Regions from separate parts of the Mus musculus genome. Here all the other regions are linked to region 1. A link is a loop called in an ENCODE intact Hi-C map of the cell type or tissue named here. Cell type or tissue: heart. All regions are shown on one strand.

Region 1 (5,000 bases):
TTTATCCATAGTATGTCAGTCTTATTGGGAGACAGAGAAAAGAAGGAGGTTAGACTTAGTTGGAGAAAGCAGACAGATGGATGCTATGCCTGCTGCCACAATCTGCCTCATTTCAGGCCAAAAGCCGGCACCCATTTTAAAAATTTAAAAACCAATCTTCTCAGTAGTTAGTATAGCATGCAGAATTAATTTCCCACTTGATGCATAATAGAGAAACTGCAGTGTTAATTCCCCGTTGAGGGGACATGTCATGTCAGTCTCATGGACTTTCAAATATTCTGGAATGTTTGATGTTCACCACCATTTATGTGGGCACTCCCATATCCAGCACAAGCGCAGTCATCATAAATACCAGTGGGCACGGTGTGTGTGTGTGTGTGTGTGTGTGTGTGTGTGTGATGGATTAGCTACTACCTTCTTAGGAAAGGGGTCTGCGTGTAAGCCCAGCTGCTTGAAGTCGGCCAAGCTTCTCACTCCTTGGCCAGGTAGGGCAGAAGCACAGCTGGTTGCTCATGATGTCTTACTACGGGTGTACAGATAGCAGCTGGCCCACACATCTGGTGGAGCTGCTATGGGTGCTGTGACTAGATCTGAGGAATGGCTGAGACACCAGTGGGTACTTCTGGGCCAGATGGCACACACAGAAGACGTGCATGTGATTGGGAGACAACCTGCTCTCTTATGTCACTTAAGGGACAGAAGTTGCCCAGTGACTCTGGAAGTTTGTTTTTTATCATATTAAACAAACAAACAGAAGCATTGTATCTCTGCATATGTGTGGAGGTTATAGGACAACTTTTCCTGGTTGCTCTCTTTTCCCGCTGTGGGAACTGAACTCGGATCACCAGGTTTATGCACACACACATTCCTACCCCTGGGGCCATCCTTGGCCCTTTATTTTCTAATTTAAAACATTCTTTTTAGGTTTATTTTCTGTGTTCTGCCTGCATGTATGTATGTGCACCACATGTATGCCTAATGCCCACAGAAGCCAGAAGAGAGCACTGGGACTTCTGGAACTGAGTGACAGATAGTTGTGAGCTAGGAACTGAACCCAGGTCCTCTGCAAGAGCAATGGATGTCCTTAACTGCTGAACCATCTCTCCAGCTCCTATATTCTTTTATAGCTTTTGAATAAGCTCCATTCAAAACCAACAGTCATCTATTGAGTGCCTACTATGTGGCAGGCCCTGCTGAGTATGATTCAGAATTAAAGTTAAGCTTTCTGGTTGGATAAACGATTCTGTCGCTCCCTCACACAAGGAAGCAATGATCATGGACTTGACTCCCCGTTCACATTCTTATCTGTAGCCCTTTTAGGCAGTCTTTCACGGGACCAGGGTTAGACTGCCTGCCATATCCTGCCAGTCTCCCGATTCACCCCCTTATTGTCTCTTATCACCTTCACAATAGAGCTAAAGCTTCCCACTGTCCCTGAAGACCTCTTGTGAGTTGGTTCCTTCTGTCTCTTGCTGGGTGTCCTCACGCAAGACGGTCTCTGGTTAAAAACTCCGAGCACTGAAATGATGTCACAAGTGGGAGATCACACCTCACCTCATGTGACAGGTCACTATGGGAATGCTGTTGCACCAAATGTTTTATACAGAAATTCCCTTCAAGCTATGCTTATGAACTGCATGAAAACACAAGCATGTGGGCTCAGGGTCCAGCCCCAAGAGCTCTCATTGTACTGAAACTATGTTGTCGTGTTGAGCTACGTGATCTAAATCTCATCTCCTAGAAAACTCAGCAAGGCACACCTGTTTCAGGGTCCAGAGCACTACTTGCTCAGTCCTCAATGCTCTATGACCTGGTCGTGGTTGTGGTTGCTACCTCACCCCACTCTGCCAGACTGACAACTGCACTGGAGGAAGTTCCACTCATTGTTTTTGTGCTGCTGGTGCTCCTTCTGACCACATGGTGTCACTATTGGGGTACCAGTGTCCTAGCTGCTGCTTCATCCAACATTCCACAACTCTGTCAGCTTGGTTTGACTTTCCAGAAAGGGAACAGTTGATTCACTTGACTTTGTTGGTCTGGGGCACAGGGGGAAATTGGAGGCTCCTCCTGCAGGCTCCCAAACCTTAGCATTCACACCACACCACACCACACCACACCACACCACACCACACCACACCACACCAGGTTGCTGCCTTTACTTTCAGAAATCTGCCACTCACAGGGACAGGAAAAATAAAGCCTCGACTTTTCAAATCCCTAGGAATCCACCTGACTTCTCTCTTTTAACTCAAAACAAAAGGAAGGCCTTAGAAGAATATTTTGTACCCAAAAGGTCTAGGTTCTTAATTTCCAGAAATTTCTAGAAACCCAAAGACTTGGCGAACTTCCAAGAAGGTAGAATGTTAGTTTTCATTTTTTCCTAATTGGTCTACAGTAGCAAATAATTGAATCAAATGAAAACAAAATTAGCTCTGTTTCTTAATAGGCCACTTGGTTACATTATGTTCTCAATTGTCACAGTTACAGTAATTGCTAATGAGGTTATAGATGCAAAGGCAGAGAGGCACAGGCCGAGCACCAGCTGCCCCACAGTGCAGCACAGACAGACACAGCTGCTGTAAGCAGGTGGACACACACCGATGGACCACTAAATTTCAGAGGTTGGCTCTCAGATCTTTAGGCCAGAAATGGAGATGTATTTGCTGATGCAGCATGATTCAGCTGAAATAGCGAAGTTCAAGAAAGATTGGTGAACTCTACTGCTAGATTCATTAATGTCCTTAAGCAATCTAACTGCCGAGTAAGCCAGAGAGAACATTTTTCATCTTGCCACAGAGCCTACGAGAGACGTCAGACAGATCATAGAGCATATAAAGATAATAAGTAAGGTGACCGAGCCTGTTTTCTGATGGGATATTTCTTCTACAGCAATAAAGAATACATGCGCTCATGGTGAGGAATTTCTCCCCTGAGTAAATACAGGAAATCCTTTGGGCTTTTCTTTCTTGTAAGTAGAGGACTCATAACCCCAGTCCTGAAGACCCCTCAAGGTCATTGTGTCCACTAGAGTGTCTTGCTCAGTCTTGTCTATTTTTATCTGGTCTGTGTTTGAGAAAGCCCGGAGTCCAGGAGCTCACTATCTTCCTCCCATCAACTCTCTTTTTAGACAACGTAACTGACAGCAGTGGTTAGTTTTCTGTCAACCTGACCCAGGTAGAATCTTCTGGAAAGAGAGAACCTTAATTGAGATTGACCTCCAGGCAGGTCAGTGGGGTCACTTTCTTGATTAATGATTGATGTGGGAGGACCTATCTTAGCGTGGGCAATGTCACCTCTGGGTAATTAGTCCTGGGTTGTTTAATATGGTGACCTGCAAGCTATAATTGAAGGTACTCTAGCCAGCTTGGGCCTGGCAAACATGGCTCTGGCAGACCTTGACCTTCTTTTGCATCACCTCTGCCTTGCTAAAAGCTGTTAGATTACATCCCTAAAGCTAGTCACCAAGGTATATGCCTTTATTTGGTCACTTCCTCCTCCTGAGACTGCCGAGCAAAGCCCAGCTGTCAAAGTATTGGAGTCCAGCAATCAAAAGCCCCTCTTTGGCTCACCTAATTGACATGCCCAATCAAGATACACCACTGAATCCTAGCCCATTCGAACGCAGACCTCCCCTTTTTCTCTTCTTAAAAACTACACCTGCAAGGTCGTTTGTTGCTGTTTTTCTGCCTGGGGTAGAAAGCAGCGACATTAACTTTTCTTCCTCGATTAATAGAGGGTTTCTCTGTGAAAACAGGTGTTTGGGTGTGGTTTCTACTTAATCAGTGTGTGTGTGTGTGTGTGTGTGTGTGTGTGTGTGTGTGTGTGTGGTGTGTGTGGTGTGTGTGGTGTGTGTGTGTGTGTGTGTGTGTGTGTGTGTGTGGTGTGTGTGTGTGTGTGTGTGGTGTGTGTGTGTGGTGTGTGTGTGTGTGTGTGTGTGTGTGGTGTGTGTGTGTGTGTGTGTGTGTGTGTGTGTGTGTGCGCGCGCGCGCATGCGTGCGCTTGTGTTTCTTTAACAGTATAGTAAACCCTTTCCTCCTTAGGTGGCTTTTGGTCACAGTGTTTATCACAGCAATAGTAAGCACACTAGGGCAGTGACTGAAGCATTTCCTATCTCCTGAGGTCAGAATCTCTTACTATGATTCCCGTCCGTGGCAGTTGCTTCTCCTCCTGGGATATGTTGGAGGAGGCCTACTATATATAGCAGGGTACACCGGGCTGAGTCATCTAGGACTTCCCCAATCTCTCCTCAGCCCAGTCATTATTTGTCCTTGTTTTGTGTTCTTTTAAGCCTTGGCTTTTTCCTGTGGATTGTTTTAACAAACATGTTTTAAACTGGTAGGTGTCCAGCTGCCATCGGAGCATAGCTTTCATATTCAAAGACATCTGGGCTTCATGGCTGGCAATTGCCAATTTTCTTTACCAGGTCTGTTATGAGAATTAAAAAAAAAGACTGTTTAACTTGGGGTGAGGATAGCACGCTGGTGGATCATTTGCTCAGCATGAGGTGCTAGATTCAATTCCTAGTACTGGGAAAAAAAATACTGTTCTTTTGATATTTGTGGCTTCTTGGGAGGTTAAGGCAAGAAAATTACTGAGTTAAAGGGCATGAGAGCCTACAAGACCCTGTCTGGAAAAGCCCCCTTCCTGAAAAGGATGAGGCCTTTATGGAGTTCACATGAACCTTGCCTTTGTAACAGAAGTTGCTGTACTTGAGAGTCGGGGCTTCCCTATGTAGTCCAGCCTGTCCCTGAGTTCTCAGTTCTCCTGCATAGACTCCTGAGTGGCACCATGCCCACCTTGTAATACAGTTTGGAGTTAAGTGCTCTGTTCCATCAGGGGTGGCCATTACAGGGAAAGCCTCTTAAGGCCTTCAGCAGTCTTCATGCCAACCTGACTTCCTTTTCTAGTTGCTGACTCTTGTTGAATTACTCCTTTGCCTGGGGCTAGAAGAGTCCTAAATGAGTCTATTTTGACTCATGGGCACAGCCACGTCCAGAACT
Region 2 (5,000 bases), 310 kb after region 1:
GTTTCTTTCTTTCCCTTCCATCTCTGTTTATGGGTCAGTCTTTGCACCAAGTCCCTACAATTTCTATTTTACTTTGAAACTGTCCTCTCCTGCATATTCCAATTTAGTTGTTTCATAGATAGACTTCCTAAAACCTCAGCTCATTACCCTTCAAGTCTGCTTCCCAAGTCATCTGGGACTAGGAAGAGGTGAGAATTAAGAACTTCTATAACCCTCATGGTTTGTTCACCAAAGGCCTGGCTGGGTTACTATAGCAGTAGATGCACATGTGAGTTCCAGGTTAAAGGAAGAGGGTAAGACATATGGGACTAAGCAGGGAGAGCAGCCAGCAGACAGGGTTGGGTAGGCAGGGATCTTTGACTAACTCGCTTCTACTAAATAGGAAGTCAAGGATGTGAGAGCTGTGGGGAACTGTGGATGACTGGGTATAGGTGGAGGCATCCCCTGGGTGGTCTTTCAGTGTCTGTTTTTGTATAAGATTCCATTTCCTGCTGTGGATGAGAGACTAGCAAGTGTGCTTCCTCTTGTCTAGTCAGTAAACAAGGCCTGCGGTGGGTTTGGGTTTTGGATGGAATAAAGCCAGAGATGCTGGGTTTAGTTTGTCACTGGACAGTAGGTATAGGAGGTTAGAGAAAGCTCTTACAATCTGGTTCACAGCCCACCCCTCCTTCTTTCAAAAGAAGTTTCAGGTAGAAGAAAGGACTCTACTTTAGAAGTCTCCATGGGAAAGTTCTCTCATGAATTCAAGATTAGTTTTTCTGTAATATCTCTCTGCTCATCTATTTTTTTTCTTTTTTCATCCAGTGTAGTCATTCACATTCTTTCAAGTAACAATGATACTTTTATTTTCTGCAGAGTGCACACCTATAATTTGCAGAAACAATCCACTTGGCTGGGTGTGGTGATTTATGGCTATAATCCCAACATTTGAGAGGCTGGGGCATGAGGAGAACGAGTTCTAAGTCAGCCTAGCATTCACACTGAAACCTTGTCTTCAAAAACAACAAAGACCAGCCAAACACACCCCTATCAAAAAACAAACAAAGCCAACAAAACAAAAACTCCAAAACAAAACAAAAATCAACAGTAACAAAAGCAGCCAAACATACAGTCAGCCCTCCATCCTACCCTAGAGATCACATCCTGAAGGTGCCTATGACTGTGTGCATGACAAGAAATACATTAACCTGTGCTACTCTGTGTTGGATGGAATGCTTTTGTTAGAACAAGTTGAGAAAGATCGGATTATGTGGTTCTTCAGCGAATTCTTGCCTGATACATCCTAGATGCTATTTACATGCCAACTGATACAGTCAACCCAGTTTTAGAAGTTTGAAATTACGTTTTACAGTGTGAAACACAGCAGTAACTTCAGGGTTTGCCTCCTTCTTTCAGTTTTTCTGACTTTCATGCTCAAATGTTAAATACCACAGAAATGGACTTTAACAAAGTTGGACGACAAGTGATGCCATTGGGTATCACTCAGTTTTCCCACAAGTTACCGGTCTCAGTGAAGATGGTTGACGGAGCAAGCCAGACAATTAGACAGGCCCAGAAGCAAACTCACATACAGGTAAAGATGACAGGGAATGCAGATGAAGAAAAGAGTTGCTTGTTTTGAGGTTCCTACACTATGATATTGTTCTAGCAGAAGCCTTTGAACACTCTGTTGAGTAGATAAAATGAAGTAAAATTTCAAATTGGTGATATATAGAAAATTTGTAAATATCTTTTGAAGGAATCTATAATGTATGTATGTATGTATGTATGTATGTATGTATCATCTATCTATCTATCTATCTATCTGATGTGTGTGTGTCTGTGTGTGTGTATGTGTGTGTGTGAGTGTGTGTGTGCACATCCAAGTGGAAGCCATAAGAGGGTATGGGATCTGCAGTTACAGGCGATTGTGAACTCCAATCTTTAGAAAGAGCAGGAAATGCTTTTAGCCTCTGAATCATCTTTCCAGGCTCCACATTTTGTCACTTAACAGGAAATCTATGAGAGGTCTCTTTGCTAATACAGGCTGACTGTGACAACAAAGTTTGGAATGTCAAAGTTGTACAGCCAATAGGAGTAAGCAATAGCATTATTGCAAGGAAGAAGACTCTTCATTATTGGCAAGGCAACAGTGCCTTCGTGTGGCTATGATTGAGAATAACAGTAAGGAGCGAATTATAGTTCTGCACTGCTATTTCATGTTTGAAAGTCGGCTGACAATTCTGTTTCAGCAGTCACTGAGGGATTTCTAAAACCTATGTGTGGGCCAGTCACTTCATGAAGATTCTGTACTTCCTACTTATAACGCATATGGGGCTTTTAGTGGTTAATTCAATAGATCAAAAACAATAAAACACATGCTCTGATTTTCTTTCCTTGGTGACATTTAAAGCTAATATCAAACCAAATCATATTAGTCAAGCCTTCACCAGGGCAGTATAAACTCTTGGTATTTAACAATCTATTACTTTATCAATATCTGTATATATATATAAATGAAATACATAATAAGTTTATTTGTTCATTTAACTATAGAAACAGTGTGTTACTATGAAACCTGGCATTAACTATATAGCTCAGGTAGTTCTTAAAATTGGTATCCTCATGTTTCCCAAGTTTTAGATCTAAGGATATATGCCATCATTTGTAGCTACAATTACATCAATTTAGTTCATCATCTATAGCTAAGTATTATTTATTGATTTTTAAAAACATGGTTAGTTGCTTATAGATAAGCTACTTTTAGAAGGATTTATGGGCAAAATAGCCTGTAAAACTCCCATCAGAGAAGCAAGCAGGCTGATACAGATGTTCACCTCTCATTTTGCTCCCCCAGATCCAAGGGCCCAGTCTCATTACTACCTCTACAGCAGAGCACCTACTTTCCTCTCTGACCTTATCCCAAATGGATCAGAAGGCTCTTCTCCCCCAAATCATTACATTACCTCAGCTTTCAACACCAGCAGGCATCCCCTGGGAATACACCAGTTGAGCAAGCCAGATATGCTAACTGAAGGCCTTTATCAATCCCTCTATCCTTCCGAATTCAATCCTCTAGTCTCATCCCTAACTCTTCAGTGGAACACCTGCTGCAGCCTTCCTTCCCTCACTGCCCACATCTGTAGATTCCACAGATCATCCTTTCCTAACCCCCCTTCACCACTAATTGCTTTATCCCAGCACCACCTGTAGCAGGCACACCCTGCTAACTCCCCTAGCCACTCCTACTAGAGAAGCAGACAGGTTGTCTTCAGATCTTCCCCTCTCCTACTATTTCTCAAGATCCAAATCCCAGTCTCATCCCAAGCTCTATGGCAGGCCTTCTGGAGTGACTTATTTTATTCTTTACCCCCATTACAAGGAGGCTAACTGAGCAGATCTTGGTGGAACACTCTGCTTTCTTCTCTCCTGTGAATGCCCTCAGATCCTATCCTAGAACCATTCCTAAGCGTCAACACCCAATATCCAGAAACACATTGTACCTGGAGCCCCTGGTGGTCATGCCTGTCAGGTCCACAGAAAAATTTCTAACAGGCATCATACAGCTACCACATCCACCTAAAATCCAGAGAAGAAACAGAAACCAAGGAACCAAACAGCATCCAACAAAGACAAAATGTGCTATCTGCACATAAACCTATAATCACCCCAATCCCAGATGCCAAATGTGAACATAAAAACACATTCAATAACGTCCAGGACAATATGTCTCCACTAGAGTTCAGTAACCCTATGGCAATAGGTCGTGAATATTCCACCACAGCAGAAGCACAAGAAAAAGATCTCAAAACAGCCTTTATGAAAAGTGAAAGTGACCTTTAAAGAGGAAATAAATCCCTTAAAGAAATCCAGGAAAACATAAACAGTGAGAAGAAAGGAATAAAACTGTTCAATTTCTTTATTGAAAATAGATTCAATAAAGAAAATCCAAACAAAGAATTCTAATAAAAAATTAACAATTTGGTTATTAACTATGAGGCAAACTTTACCAACAGAATATAAAAGATAGGGGAGAGAAAGCAATCTAGCTGCTGAAGACATGAACACTGGTCAGTTCATTTTATGAGACTACAGGTACCCTGATACCCAAACAACACACAGACTCAACAAATAAAGAGAATTAGAGACCAATTTATCTTATGAACATAGGTGCAAAAGTACTTAATAAAATGCTTGAAAACATAATCCAAGAATATATCAAAAAGATCATCCACCATGATCAAGTAGACTTCATCCCAAAGATATAGAGATGGTTCAATATATTATATATTATATATCAATAAACGTTTTCCAACATATAAACAAACTGGAAGGAAAAAATCTGACATGATCTTCTCATTAGATGCAGAAAAGGCCTTTGACAAATATCCCTTCATGATAAAAGTCTTGGAGAGATTAAGGATACAAAGGATATACCTCATCATAATTAAGGCAGACTGCAGCAAGCCTATAGCCAACATCAACTTAAATGGAGAGAAACTCAAAATAACTCCACTAAAATCAGGACCAAGACAAAGTTGTCCCCTTTCTCCATATTTATTTAATATAGTACTTGAAGTACTTAGCTAGAGCAGTAAGACAACTGAAGAAAATCAATTGTATACACACTGGAAAGGAAAAAGTCAAATTCTCATTATTTGCAGATGATATAATAGTATACATAAATGACCCTAAAAATTTCCCCAGAGGACTCCTACAGCTTACAAACACTGAGCAATGTAGCTGGATACAAAATTAACTCACAAAAATCAGTAGGCCACCTATATACAAATGGCAAATGGACTAAGAAAAAAGTAGGGAAGTAACACCTTTCATAGTAACCTCAAATAATATAAAATGTCTTGGGGCTAATTTTAACCAAGCAAGTGAAAGACTTGTATCATAAAAACTTCAAGTCATTAAAGAAGACATCAGAAAATGGAAAGATCTCCCATGATCATGGATTAATAGGATTAGCATAGTAAAAATGGCCATCCTACCAAAAGTAATCTACATATTAA
Region 3 (5,000 bases), 65 kb after region 1:
AGGCATTAATGGTGCGTAGGGGAAAGAAATCAGGGGCAGTATTGGCCTTCCAGGTCCCCGAGCTTGTGCCTTGGGAGAGCAGAGCCACACAGCCAGAGGCTGTCTCTGGCTGGATAATCACACTCGATGGCTGACTGGGCCTCAAAGTTAGTCGATAAAAACCAGAGATCTACCAGGTCAAGACCTCACTTGAGGGCTAATAGAGTCAAAGAAAAGCCACTCAGAGAGAGCTTCTAAGAATGTCCCCAAATTATTAGCTTCTGCTGCTCCTGTGGGTCCTGCTGGGGATGAAGACTGAGAGCAACAGGCTAAGATATTGAACCTGGGAAGGTACTTGTTAATATTGTAAGGAGTTGGGTTCAGCTCCCAGGATGCACAAAGTGACTCACAACCATCTGTAACTCCAGTTCCTTGGGATCTGTTGTCTTCTTCTTATGGCTGAAGGTACCAGGCATGTGCATACATAAATAAAATAAATCTAAAAATTAAAAAAGTCTGAAAAAGGTGTTTTCACAAGCAAGTCAAGATCACAGTGCCCTATTCAATACTCAGCATGCGCGATTGGCTCCACCATCCCTGGCTCAGCAGCAGGGCTTCCAACCTGGTCTGTCGCAGCCGACATCAGTTCAGCAGATTCCAATCCCTATCTATGCCCCACTGCAAGGGCAGCATCAAGCCCAGCTGAGTTTGGGGGCTGGGCCTGCTGTTTCACAGGCTCAGGAATTATTCAGTTCTTCAATTCAACCATACAGATCACAGCCAGCCTTTATGCAAAGCAGTCTTTCCCAGCCTTCCAGTTGTCCTCTCTGGTACAGCTATCCACAACTTCCCAGCTGTCCAGCACCAGGAACTTGCCAAGGCACAATCAGGTCTTGCCTTTCAGCAGACTTCAAATACTCAGCCCATCCCTATTCTGTGTGAACATCAGCTGGGGCAGGCATCAGGACTAGGAAGTTCTCAGCTTATTGATACACATCTTCTTCAGGCAAGAGCAAATCTTACTCAAACCTCAAATCTTTACTCTGGACAAGTACAGAAGCCTGGTCAGACAAATTTTTATAACACTGCCCAATCCCCCAGTGCTCTCCAGCAGGTTACAGTACCTTTACCAGCATCCCAGCTTTCCTTGACGAATTTTGGATCTACAGGACAACCTCTGATTGCTTTGCCTCAGACACTTCAGCCCCAGTTACAGCACACGACCCCACAAGCACAGGCTCAGAGCTTGAGCCGTCCTGCCCAAGTAAGCCAGCCTTTCCGAGGATTAATCCCTGCTGGAACACAGCATAGCATGATGGCGACCACAGGAAAAATGTCTGAAATGGAACTAAAAGCCTTTGGGAGTGGCATTGATATCAAACCAGGAACACCTCCAATTGGTGGTCGAAGCACCACGCCAACGTCTAGTCCATTCAGGGCTACATCAACAAGTCCAAAGAGCCAGTCTAGCAAAATGAGCAGCGTTGTGTATCAGAAACAGTTCCAGTCAGCCCCCGCCACAGTGCGCATGACACAGCCGTTTCCTGCACAGTTTGCACCCCAGGCAAAGCAGAGAGCAGAGGTTCTTCAGTCCACGCAGCGGTTCTTCTCTGAACAGCAACAGAACAAACAGATAGGAGGCAAAGCCCAGAGAGTGGACAGTGATACAAGTAACCCTGAAACGCTGAGTGACCCTCCTGGCACCTGCCAGGAAAAAGTAGAAGAAAAGCCACCCCCTGCACCCACCATAACCACCAAACCTGTTAGAACTGGACCAATCAAACCTCAGGCGATCAAAACCGAAGAAACAAAATTGTAAAGGCTGTGGGATGGGTGGGTAGGGAAAGTGAAGTCAAATAATGCCAGCAGCCGCAGGGGTAAAGTGGTCTGTGACATCATCCTTTGAGACACAAGGGGCATAGAGCATTTACAGTGACAGAGCTGCTGCACAGTGAGGCTCCACAGGCTCGCACCTCCGGTGTAACATTTGCATCTTCAGTTGATTTGTATACAAGTGCGTAAACAGTCTGTAAGTGCATACAGTTTAGTCCTAAGGAGCATGAAGCACCATAGGAGGAGGAGAGCGATACCACAGAGTAGCTCAGCTGGACACTGGGTGGTCCCATGAATCCATCAGCTGTGGCTCTTCTGCTCCGTTGTGTTCTTTGGATGTGTCTATGGCATTTCTAGGCTTGAAAGTAAAATGATGCTAACTGGTGCTGGATAGAGGAGCCTTATCTTTTATTACGGCAGCTTGCTATTTTTGTAACATGGTGATTTGGTTGAACACAATAAAGTACAGTAGTAACTGAAAAAAAATCACAGTGCCCACCAATATTATTCCTTGCCCCTGAAATTCCTTGTCTTCTTGGGAATGTCTCACAGTTTTTCAAATTATGAAGCCTGGAACAGAGGGTTGTAAGAGGAGGAAGAACCTGGCGCCCTCTGCTGGCCGCATCTGGTACTGCCAGAAGAGCCCAGAGGCCATAAATTCTTGGGCCCACAGGAGCTAGACAGCTAGAGCCTCAGAACTCTCAAGGCAAAATCACAGGTAGAGGGACATGAGTGATAGATGATATTCATTATGGAGAAATTTCTATCCACCAGATGCTGGTGGGAATTCTACATTCATAAATTAATCTGCATTTTAATTTTCTAACATTTGCTCTCAATAGCGCTAAAAGATTTTGTAGAGCAGAAGCAAACCTCAAGTGTGATTGCCTACAATGACATGCTCTGTCCCACCTGCAGTATCTCAGTCCAGCTTAAAAGGTACCCCAACTTGAGTCAGGATTTTGATACCAGCTTGACAACTCCAGCTGAACCCCAAGCAAGAATCCACCCACTTGGCCTCGTGTTCTTAGAGTTTGTGTTAGGTCTTACCTCAGGTTGGATAGCCCTTCTCCCTATGAATCTGACTCCTTTTCAAGCTTCACAATTTATTTCTATATGTCTTCTAGGTCTAGTAGCCAAACACAAAGAAAGAAAGAAAGAAAGAAAGAAAGAAAGAAAGGGAGGAAGAAAGAAAGGGAGGAAGGAAGAAAGGAAGGGGAGAGAGAAAGAAAAAGAGAAAGAAAAAAGAGAGAAAGAAAGAGGGAGAGAGAGAGAAAAAGAGAGCTAGGGTAGGATGGGCAGGTAATTTTTCTGCAGGAGAATAGCTAACTGGGAAAACAGGAGAGGGTGAACACCTTGAATTTCAGCCAGTTCAAGGCATCTTGCAGTCAGGACTCTTGAGAGAAGACAGTGAGGGTCTGCGTCTGCTAGAAGCGAGAAGAGCTAAATCTCAAGAGTCCGCGATCTCAGCAGAAAAGCCCTTGGCATATTTTGACGCTCTGGGGGCAAATCTAGCAGCACACATAACGTAGGTGTGCAGATGCTTGCCCCACTCTCCCCTTCCCAGTGTAGCAGGTGCTTCCCACCTTTGTGGCTGTGTCCTTGAGATCACACTTCCTCACACTGGACAACCTTGACAGTAGGTCACAACCTTGCTTAGCTGGAATGACTTGGTCTCCCCTGGTTACCACAGTGATTGATCAAAAGCGTCACATTGCTCTCTGTGAAGGAAGGAGCTTGAATTGCTTTAGCCCCAAATCTGGTATTATAACTGAATGAATGAACACGTAAATAAATATAAAAATAATTAGATGTAGGTTCCATTTTATTCATGTGAGTTAGGTTTCCTTCGATGTGACTTAAGAGCCCTATAATTTGGGGTTTGTTATTTAATCCCATAGCTTCATTTTCTGCACTTCAACATGAAGATAGTACCGATATCCTTCTCATATGGCTGTAATGATGAATTGAGACAATACATGTGGTCCAGACCCTGGCGTAAAGTAACTTCTCAACAAATCAAATCTATTCTCAGTTGCTCTATGGGCTGCAGTTTCCTGCTCTGGAGAGAATGAGCATAATAGTAAACTTCCTAACATCATTATGAGAACCAAAAATATATTATGTGTATAGCAGTCATGAATGCCTCCTTAATGACATAAGAAATACAAATATCTTGGGTTTTGCCAATTTCATTAACGTTTCTAACCATCCAACTTACAGGGGATTTTATCTCTGTTGTATTTTATGGCTTTCTGTCTGTTTTCTCTTCCCTGACTTAGGGCAGAGTCTATGGTGTTCTGACAGAGCCAGCTGGGATGTGCCTCGTGTAGGCTTACACACCGTCACAGGGTACATTCGGAGACTCCAGTGCTTCGAGACACTGTGGTCAACCTCTAGTTTCCACAAACACTCAACTCTGAGTTCTTTCAGTCCCATGCCTTCTGTGAAAGTGGGATCTAGGTGGCCTCCTCCCAGGAGATTACAGTGGGCAGAAGTTTGGTTATTACTATTGCCTTCTGATTATGGAAAAGGGAGCTTTGCAGATGTAATTAAAGCCAAACAGAGAAGTTATTTCACGTGATTCAGGTTGACCTAGCCTAATATGATGGGGTCCTATGAAGAAGAGCATTTCCTTTGCTTGGTCCTGGAAATTGAATGCTTGGGGAAAGTGGCGGGTGTGGGTGGTGTGGGCGGTGTGGGCTTAAAAGTGACTGCATCAGATAAACAAAGATCCAAGTCCCATAGTCAAGACTGGCAAACTCTGCCAATAGCCTAATTGAATCTGGAGGCAGATTCTTCTCTGAAGCCTCCAGCTAAGAGCCCAGCGCAGTTGACATCTGAACTCAGTCTTAGCAGGCTCTGAGAAGAGCGTGGATCTGAGTCACACAACTGTGAGGTAATTAGTGGGTGCTGTTTTAGGCTGTGGAGTTTGCGGTAAGATGGTACAGCAAGAAAAAAAAAACCTAACAGAATCTTCAAGATTCCTGTTCCTTTAATCAGTCTTAAGGAATATTCCACCCTGAGGTCCAGAAGTTTCTGTCCTTTCACCTCTAAGCCTGTGTAGATGGATGGGAACATTTGCCGCTAAGTGAATTGCTGGTGAAGTCCTAAGAGACCTAGCTTATGTAATCAAAATGGGGCAGAGGTTTCTGATGATTCCTGGTTCAGACGCTGCTATTCAAATA
Region 4 (5,000 bases), 250 kb after region 1:
TCCCACTGTAAACAAAGCTATTCATGTTATTTGGGACTTTGCCAAAGCCTTGGGAGAGGAGACGGCCTTGCTTGGGGCATTGTAGGCACAGACATGGCATATTACTATTTTAACACTCTTTTTAATAATTTTTAATTAATATTTATTTAATATATATGAGCATCTTGTTGTTGACACACCAGAAGAGGACATCAGGCCCAATTACAGATGGTTGTGAGCCACCATGTGGTTGCTGGGAATTGAACTCATGACCTTTGGAAGAGCAGACAGTGTTCTCAACCACTGAGCCATCTCTCCAGCCCCAATACTCTTAAAATAAATACCCCAGTGTGCTCAACATTCACAGTATTCACGTGTGAATTGTGCTGAAAATGTTTTAAGCTGTTGAGAGGTTCCCCAGAGTAAGGGGTTCTACCCTCTCTCTATTATCGCCCCTGTTTTCCATCCTGCCTCAGATAGCACCATTAACAATTTTACTTTAAGATTCCAAAAACAGCAGTGAGCATATCTCTAGTGGACACCACTACAGGGTTCTTAGTGTGTTTTCTGTGGAAATGAGCTGTCAGGTTAAAGAGATGTTGTAGGGAGATATGGCCATCCTGCATCTATTCAGAAGTGTCAGGAGCATTTCCAGGAATTATCCTTCAGGAAAGCTGCTGTGATACTGATAACACAATGCACAAATAAGGCCTGCTGTGGAGGCACCAGCTGCAACACCAGCACTCAGGAGATGGAGATAGGAGGAAGAGAATTCCAGGGCACAGTAAGTCTTAGCCAGCTTAGGCTACCTGAAACCATTTTCCAAAAAGCCAAATTAGTAAATAATGTCAGATCATGAACTATGCAGGAAAGAATAGTACGCTGTAATTACCAAAGCAATTTTAAAATCAGCACTTCTGTGCAGAAATGACAAAATAAAAAGATAAGCAAGATTCCCCTGCTTTATCCTCTTCAGTGTTTGCCTATGGACTTGGGTTGCAGTGGAGTTGAAAGCCTGATTCCTTCACCCATGTTCTAACCCTCTGCTCTGCTTGGCCATCCACACACCTACCACTACCCCAGCAGCATCAGAACCTCAGGGCACTTTCACAGAGGACTCACCAACAATTTCTAGCCTGGTTGTCCCCTCTGCCTTTTCAGGGGTGACCACAACCTTACATCTGTATTCTCCTGCTTCTCGAAGCTCCATCGTGGGCAGATGGAGTGAGGCATTTCCAAGTTCTAGCCCCAACAAGAACACATCAGCTCCAGGACGAACTGCCTCTTGTTGATCTCCATAAAACTCAAACACCTGGACCTCAGATTCATTCCTGTCCTTCTTCAAAGACCAGATGACTCCCACAGTATTGAGGTCCAGCCAGGGATTTTGCAGGGTATGGTGACATCTTCATGTAGGAATACCATCTGAGTCTTCCCTGCCATCGCCACTTCCAATCTACCTATGGCAATATGAGAACCCAGTTAAAGGAGGTTTGTAGTACCCAGTCATGGTGAAGTGATAAATAGCTTTTGTTATATAGCCTTGAACAGCTCAGAAAAGCTCTTACCTCATTACCCTAGATAGATCGACTAGCACTGTCCTTTCTTTAGACAATTGCTTTGGCTGTTAGGGGCCTATGTGCACATTTTACAATCAGATAGTGAAATACTTAACTACAATTTTACATTTATTGAGTATGTTAGTGTTTGGAAGGGGTGTGTGTGTGTGTGTGTGTGTGTGAGAGAGAGAGAGAGAGAGAGAGAGAGAGAGAGAGAGAGAGAGAACAAGAGAGAGCACACATATGGGCCTGCAGCATCTCTGTAGAAGCAGGGGACTCTTGTGGAAATAAGATCTTTCCTTAAACCATTTTGGCTCCAGGGACCAATCTCAGGTCATCAGGTTTAATTTGTCAAGTCACCTCAGCAGCCCTAACTTATCAATTTGTACAAAGAAGTCTGCTAGGTTCTCATCTATGTGTCTTTAGAACAACTTGGGCATATTATCAGAATGTTACATTTTCAGTCCATGAACATGTTTGGTGGTGTGATAAGGGGTGTAAGCTACAAGAGAGAGCTCTGTCTGCCATGATGACAGAACAAAAAGCTATCCTAGAGCTAAAACAGCCAGAATTTTAACTTAGATTCTCAGGCTATAAAACTAAGTCCCTTTGAATGTCCCCATGAGATGAAAACTGTCCCTCCTGCCTCTGCAAAAACATTAGTACAAATGTCTAGATGACATGAAGGTAGGCTTTTTCTAACTTTCCCCCTAGTTCCCACATCATGGGTAAAGTGGCAAGGCACCAAAATGTCTACAATCAAGGCAAATGGCACACTGTAGGTCTTTAAAGCCTGACTGCACAATCACTCAGTATTCTGTTCTATGTACAAGAGCACTCAGTGCAGGCAGGGTGAAGGAGCCACAACCATAGTAAATGGGAATCCATCAGAACCCACCAGGGATGGCAAGAGCTACAGCCTCTCCCTCTTCCTTCTCATTCCATCTGCATCCTACCTGCTGAGGGCAGGCACCACAGACACAACAATAATAAACTTCACAAGCCAGCCAGTCACTCTGCCATCCATGAGACCTCTAAGCTGGATTGGAGTGGCTTGCTCAGCCCTCCACACTTCTTGGGTGGTACTAGGCTGCTGCCTTGTGGTAAAGAGCCAGGACTGCAAAAAAAAAAAAAAAAAAAAAAAAAAAAAAAAAAGCAGAGAGCAGTACAGCTTGGCACCTTGGGGACCTCTCTGGCAGCTCTGTGAAGCCATCTTGTTATGAGCAGCTGGGCATGCAATTCCATTGGTTGAGCACAGAAGCTGTGGGGGTCTTCTCAGAGCAAGGTGGGTCACACACAGATGCACCTGGACCTTGAAATCTGTCACAGAAAACAAGTTCAGAATCAGTTAATGATTTTATTAAACAGAAAGACAAAAGACATTTTTTGTTATTAATATTTTTATTTTAAAAGATTTTGTTATTTTTTTTAATTTTTATTTTGTTTGCTTTTAATTAAAGCTGATATATATATATGTGTGTGTGTGTATAAAAGAAAGTGTCAGTTGTTATCTGCTGAAGCAAACAATTTTTAAAAAAATTTTTAATATTTTTTTATTATGTATTTTCCTCAATTACATTTCCAATGCTATCCCAAAAGTCCCCCATGCCCTCCCCCCCACTTCCCTACCTACCCATTCCCAATTTTTTGGCCCTGGCGTTCCCCTGTACTGGGGCATATAAAGTTTGTGTGTCCAATGGGCCTCTCTTTCCAGTGATGGCCAACTAGGCCATCTTTTGATACGTATGCAGCTAGAGTCAAGAGCTCCGGGGTACTGGTTAGTTCATAATGTTGTTCCACCTATAGGGTTGCAGATTCCTTTAGCTCCTTGGGTACTTTCTCTAGCTCCTCCATTGGGAGCCCTGTGATCCATCCAATAGCTGACTGTGAGCATCCACTTCTGTGTTTGCTAGGCCCCGGCATAGTCTCACATGAGACAGCTATATCTGGGTCCTTTCAGCAAAATCTTGCTAGTGTATGCAATGGTGTCAGCATTTGGAAGCTGATTATGGGGTGGATCCCTGGATATGGCAGTCTCTAGATGGCCCATCCTTTCGCCACAGCTCCAAACTTTGTCTCTGTAACTCCTTCCATGGGTGTTTTGTTCAACAAATGGTGCTGGCACAACTGGTTGTTATCATGTAGAAGAATGCAAATCGATCCATTCCTATCTCCTTGTACTAAGGTCAAATCTAAGTGGATCAAGGAACTTCACATAAAACCAGAGACACTGAAACTTATAGAGGAGAAAGTGGGGAAAAGCCTTGAAGATATGGGCACAGGGGAAAAATTTCTGAATAGAACAGCAATGGCTTGTGCTGTAAGATCGAGAATTGACAAATGGGACCTCATGAAACAGCAAAGCTTCTGCAAGGCAAAAGACACCGTCAATAAGACAAAAAGACCACCAACAGATTGGGAAAGGATCTTTACCTATCCTAAATCAGATAGGGGACAAATATCCAATATATATGAAGAACTCAGGAAGGTGGACTCCAGAAAATCAAATAACCCCATTAAAAAAATGGGGCTCAGAACTGAACAAAGAATTCTCACCTGAGGAATACCGAATGGCAGAGAAGCACCTGAAAAAATGTTCAACATCCTTAATCATCAGGGAAATGCAAATCAAAACAACCCTGAGATTCCACCTCCCACCAGTCAGAATGGCTAAGATCAAAAATTCAAGTGACAGCAGAGGCTGTCGAGGATGTGGAGAAAGAGGAACAGTCCTCCATTATTGGTGGGATTGCAAGCTTGTACAACCACTCTGGAAATCAGTCTGGTGGTTCCTTAGAAAATTGGACATAGTACTACTGGAGGATCCAGCAATACCTCTCCTGGTCATATATCCAGAAGATGTTCCAACTGGTAAGAAGGACACATGCTCCACTATGTTCTTAGCAGCCTTATTTATAATAGCCAGAAGCTGGAAAGAACCCAGATGCCCCTCAACAGAGGAATGGATACAGAAAATGTGGTACATTTACACAATGGAGTACTACTCAGCTATTAAAAAGAATGAATTTATAAAATTCCTAGGCAAATGGATGGACCTGGAGGGCATCATCCTGAGTGAGGTAACCCAATCACAAAGGAACTCACACAATATGTACTCACTGATAAGTGGATATTAGCCCAAAACTTAGGATACCCAAGATAGAAGATCCAATGTGCTAAACGCATGACACTCAAGAAGAATGAAGACCAAAGTGTGGACACTGTGCCCCTTCTTAGAATTGGGGACAAAAGACATTTTGAAGAGACGCTCTCAGTTATGTCTGTGATGAGACTTTGAAGGTGTTTAATCAGGAATTAACTTTAGGCTTTCAGGAAAAAGATTGGATCTCATACTCCTGTGCCTTCTCTACAATGTACATCTTGAGGAGGACTGAGCTCAGTTGGGAGTGCTTACTTAGTGAGTAGTTCCCTGTACCAAGTGAGGCGATGCATGTCTCTTTT
Region 5 (5,000 bases), 170 kb before region 1:
CTGGCAGTTCACAACTGGATTGCAGTTCCAGAGAATGTGACATCCTGACACAGACATACATGCAAGCAAAACAATGTGCATGAAAAGGTTAAAAGGAACTACTGAAAAGAATTTTAAAAAGGAAATATTTACACACAATTATAGGACCTACAAATTGAACGAGTAAACTGCTTGCTATAAATGGGCCTTTGGGTGATGATTGATCATACAGTGTTAGAAGATACCATCCAGTGAGTTTGGGGATTAAAAAGGCATGTCCAGTTGGCATGGGAGCTTGTTCCTATAGTCCTAGCACTCCAGAGGCTAGGATGGTGTCATAATAATAATTTCCTCTAGCCAAACATTATATCTTGGAGGGAAGCTCTTTAAGATAAAGATGTAGGATGCTCTAAAGTGAGTTGAGATACCGAATCCCGCAGGGAAGCTCTTTAAAATTCAGGAAGTAAACAATTCAAAACTTAAATGTTCCTGAATCTGACCAGAAGCATCAGGCCCTCCCTCACCAGGCACACATATGCAGTAAGGACTGCTGAGAGACACTCTCGGAAAAGAGAAGCTACCTTGGAACAGACACTCTCCAATCTGTCAAGCTGTCTTCCAATTATGCAGCGAGTCTGAAGTTCTAGCTTTTGTGACCTGTCATCCATGGTGATGTGCTCTCTTAGAGTCATTTCTGGTGCTGTAAATAACCCCTTATATACACTCCTATAAGTAGTCTCAATAAATTCACTAGTTCAACAAGTTAGACTATAGTGGTATCCTTACTTTTGGTCAATTTTCTACCTTGGATGAGTTTGCATCTCTAGAGTCCAAGACCAACCTAGGCAATATAGAGAGCGCTTGTCTCAAAAACAAACAATAAGATGTCAAACTCTAAATTACTGACAAAAGGTTACATTTGCAGAATTTCTATATCATCTAACAAAACAAACTTTCTCTTGATTTTTTTCATTGTTAATAATAAAATAAGAAGGAAGCTAAAAAACTATGTACTAGTTGCTTTGATGAGGATGCGATTTGAGTTATAAAGACATGGATTCTGTCCTTGCGAAGTACATACCATTAAGAAGTGTCACACACCCAACATACAAGAACTATATGAGAATTTTGGGAAAATGTCCTTAAGGAAATAGCAATTGGATAGGAAGTTCAGTAGGTAAAACAGGATGTCTCCTGCATTATATACCAGAAATAAACAAATACAAAGGCCCTTAGGACAGTGTATGAAGGAACCAAAGGCCAGTGTGGCTGGAGTAGGAGAAAGTAAAGCATGATTCAAGTCAGCGCAACACATAGGGCCATGAGTACCTAAAATGCAAAATTGAGGAATGAAATCATTCTAGAAATATTCAAGAGAAAAAGAACATGACTTAGTGAAGGCTATGAAGAGGGTGAGCCTAATACAAAGGTTAGGACACCATAATTAAAAGGATAGGAGTAAAACCTAATTATGGAATCAAGACGCTGAGAGGATGTCAATGAGGCACTAACTATAAATATTATCAGATGCCATTGAGAGATGAAGTATGTAGAGGCCCAGGAAATTTCAATGGATTTAGAGATATAAGGTTACCAGGTGATCATAGTAAGCACTTTTTGAATAGAGTAAGGGCTACAGAACTCTAACTGTGCTAGTCTGGGGAATGGGAATGGATAATGGCTTGCAAGGTGGATACAACTGTGTCTGAGATACCTCTGTAAAGTGGTAAAAATAGGATGGTAACTGGAAACTCCATATAACTGTTTAACAGTGGAGTCCTTAGCATATTTAGAAATTTACAACAATAAACAAGGGGAAATTGGAAGCACTCAAGTACGAACGACTAGGACTCCAAGAATGGGCACTGGCACTGGTCCAGAGAGTTTCTCACTATTCAGAAGGGAAAGGGAATAATGTGGATGGGTTAGTCAGTAGTAGGATACTAGAGATTACCTACAGACAGCTTTTACTTTTCCCCATGGAGGAATAAAATGGCCTACAGAAAGGAAACAATAAGGGACAAAGAGGGCTACAGATACTGACTTAAAATAGTTACTTAGGGGAGTAGTAAAGAACAGAAAAATCACTGGGTGTGGTAGTGGGTGCCTTTAATTTCAGCACTTGAGAAGTAGAAGGAAGAGGATCTCTGAATTTCCAGGCCAGACAGGGCTACAGAGTGATACACTGCTCAAACAAAAGACACACACACACACACACATACTCAATGAGAGTCTGAGAGCCAAGATTCCATTTGAACTTAACCATGAATTCAAACTGGCATAAATATGCTCTACAATGATCTCCTTAAGTAGCATGTAGTTGTTGAAATGCAGACACAAATGTGTCATAAGAGGGAAGGACACCTACAAAAAAGTCAGCTCTAGCAGGAATATCACTGGCATTTAAGCTGGCTAGGAATGTAAAGAGAAGTGCTAGTGAGAAAAGAAAGAATGGGAAAGCTACAATAAAATCAAATGATTATAGGGACAGTGACTTCTAAACCAAGCAGAAAGAATATGGTCAGTGAATAAAATTAAAGAAATAGTGTTATGTTGTTTGATTTAGTAGCAGTATTCTGAAGACTGGGTGGCTTAGAATGATGACAATAGCCAAGACACAACTAAATGGAATGAAGTGATCTTAACTACTGAATGGATTGTCTGTATAAACATCAAAGCAGAAGTGGTGAATAGAAGTACAAGAGCTATTTAAGGGGAGAGGGGAAAGTCCATGAGAAGAGTAAAACAGTGAGCAGGTTGAATGGATGAACAGCTTTAAAGCAAACAGATTGGGCAGAGGAACAGACAGTGAAGTTCTGAAGTCAGAATGGCAGGACCACCACCTCTGCCCTCCAGTGGTTGTGATGTGGTAAGACTATGTCGAAATTTACTCCTAGTCTGGGTATATAGATCAAAGGTAGAGCACTTTTTTAACATGTACAAAAACCTGAGTTAGACCTCCTGAAACCCTCTCCCCTCAAAAACCAAACCAAACCAACAAAACTATCCCTGCCAGATGGTGATAACACACACCTTTAATCCCAGCACTCAGGAGGCAGAGGCAGATGGATCTCTGTGAGTTTGAGGCCAGCCTAGTCTACAGAGTTTCAGGACAGCTAAAGCTACAGAGAAACTCTGTCTCAAAAACAAAAAAGCAAAACAAATAATTCCTGCACACTGCGTTTGAGAACTCTGCCCTGCCCTTACCATGCCAATGGCAAGACCTGAAAACAATCAGCAAGTATAGAAAGTGGGCAGTACGAAGGGGTTTCTCTTAAATGTTGAAGAAACTGGAGAGGAGACTGAAAGGAGAAAAGGACTGGCAGGCCGGATTGAGGCACATTTGCTTTTGCATTGAAGGCAAACAAGCTACAAATAGTGCTAGGTGTAAGAGCTCTCTACACTTAGTGTGGAGGGCATAGGTGTGACCCCAGCACTTGGAAGTAAAGGCCAGCTAATTTGAATCCAAGGTGTGATACTGCATAGTAAGACCATCTCAAAAACAAAACAAGACAGAGCAAAAAAAGTTCAGGTCATTCAGAGAGTAGGCTTCGGGCATATCTGTTTCCTAGTCTTTTTTCAGCAATTACTAATTATGTGTGACATAGGAAGAAAGGAAACACAGACAACTCACAGCACATGTTTATTGAAAGGATACATACAGGTGCTGACGTAGCGCTTTCTCGGCAGCCACACAATATCCTGGGTCTCCACCTTCCTGGTTTTGGGAACTAACAAGTTCACAAGCTGCTCTACTCACATGTGTACTTGTCAAGGAATAAGATTAATCTTGTAGTCAGGTCATTCTTTAAGGAAGCTCCTGGTCAGCAAGTTTTATATGCCTAAAGAATTATCTAGCAACAGGTTGTAGCCTGTGTCTGTAATTCCAGGATCTAGGAGGCTGAGACAGGAGGATCACAAGCTGAAGGCCAATGGGTCCACGGCAAAACCACCTAAAAGGAAAATGAAAAAAAGAAAAGAAAAGAAAAGAAAAGAAAAGAAAAGAAAAGAGAAAAGGGAAAGGAAAGGAAAAGAAAGGAAAGTGACACACCAAAATCTGCTTTCCAAGAACTGTGTAAGACAGGGCTCTCCTAAGGTCTGCTTTCTTGCTTCTTTACCTGTCTAGTGAAAAATAATACCTCCTAGTTTCACAATTAAAAGGAGTAAGTATGATAAATTTATACAAAATAACTCAACAGACACGATTTAGAGAAACAGCCTGCTGTAGTGCAAAGAATATCAGGCTTAATGTTCCAGCTGCACTTTATTGGTAGAGTCTTGATCTAACAGTGCAGACTGCTTCCAAACTTACAATTCTTGCCCTGTTAAGGATTACAGGCATGTATAACAAGCCTTGGAGCAAGATCTGCCTCTCAATATGGAATCAACTAAGATTTTCAACTTTTTGGCTGGCCAACACTTGGGAGGTAGAGGCAGAAGGACCAGGAGTTCAAGGTCATCTTTAGTTACAATTTCCAGGTCAGCCTTGGGTACATGAGACCACATCTCTAAATAAATAAATAAATAAATAAATAAATAAATAGATGCCTATTTCTGACCTATAGGTGGGGGGTAGGACAGCAAATCTGCTCTGCAAATCTGCTCTGTGAATAGTTGGTTTTGACGAGGAATTTAATTCCTCTGTTTAAAAAAAAGAAAAAAGAAAAAAGAAAGCTGGTCACCTGATGCAATACTGGAAGGGAAGGGATGGGATGGAATTACGGGAAGCAGTGAAGAGGAAGTGGGGAGCTTAGTTGTTACAAGTTCCTGCCTGCTGCCCTGAAGATGCTGTCCTAGATCAGCACCACAGACCTGGCCTAGCTGCTCAGCCCTGCCTGTGACATTGGGGCAAAGAGCAAGTGGCTCTTTCTATGCTCAGTGTCCAGAAGCCATTGAGCACTAAGAATGGTTTATAGCCTGACATTAAAAAAAAAAAAAAAAAAAAAGTTCTTGCCTGGCAAGCACAAGTACTTGTGCTCCATCTCCTGTAAAACAGTAATAAATGCAGACCCCATGCTGTC

What was found. A loop is a pair of places that touch in the nucleus more often than their neighbours do. Peaks named below come from ENCODE experiments on the same cell type or tissue, not always from the same donor. Only the 100,000 strongest peaks of a DNase experiment are listed, where the experiment ranks them.
Region 2: a loop joins it to region 1, with 16 times the contacts of the local background. A loop is called at or near these places in 8 of 42 quality-filtered maps.
Region 3: it touches region 1 in a loop (7-fold over the local background); 24 of 42 quality-filtered maps call a loop at or near these places.
Region 4: a loop joins it to region 1, with 3 times the contacts of the local background. A loop is called at or near these places in 4 of 42 quality-filtered maps.
Region 5: it touches region 1 in a loop (3.0-fold over the local background); 3 of 42 quality-filtered maps call a loop at or near these places.

Annotation. Positions count from the first base shown.
Region 1 is chr7:105,474,938-105,479,937 of GRCm38, reverse strand. No RefSeq gene overlaps it. Among named protein-coding and RNA genes, the nearest start is that of Cavin3, 4.8 kb to the left of the region's middle. In heart, a CTCF peak has its summit at 1,913 (motif pointing right); DNase peaks (open chromatin) are centred at 1,947 and 4,177; H3K27ac peaks cover 694 bases.
Region 2 is chr7:105,168,068-105,173,067 of GRCm38, reverse strand. No RefSeq gene overlaps it. Among named protein-coding and RNA genes, the nearest start is that of Olfr685, 11 kb to the left of the region's middle. In heart, a CTCF peak has its summit at 2,147; no DNase peak of the experiment used is centred here.
Region 3 is chr7:105,409,511-105,414,510 of GRCm38, reverse strand. It overlaps the pseudogene Gm4972. Among named protein-coding and RNA genes, the nearest start is that of Cnga4, 7.4 kb to the right of the region's middle. In heart, a CTCF peak has its summit at 2,436 (motif pointing left); a DNase peak (open chromatin) is centred at 2,430.
Region 4 is chr7:105,223,906-105,228,905 of GRCm38, reverse strand. Olfr687 reads right to left here and starts at 1,189. Exons shown (of 2, transcript XM_011241955.3): 1 at 1,102-1,189. The coding sequence starts at 1,189. In heart, a CTCF peak has its summit at 2,628; a DNase peak (open chromatin) is centred at 655.
Region 5 is chr7:105,642,243-105,647,242 of GRCm38, reverse strand. It overlaps Gm22504 (a small nucleolar RNA gene), which reads left to right and starts at 4,767; the gene lies at 4,767-4,905. It also overlaps a transcript of Timm10b not described here. In heart, a CTCF peak has its summit at 2,837 (motif pointing left); no DNase peak of the experiment used is centred here.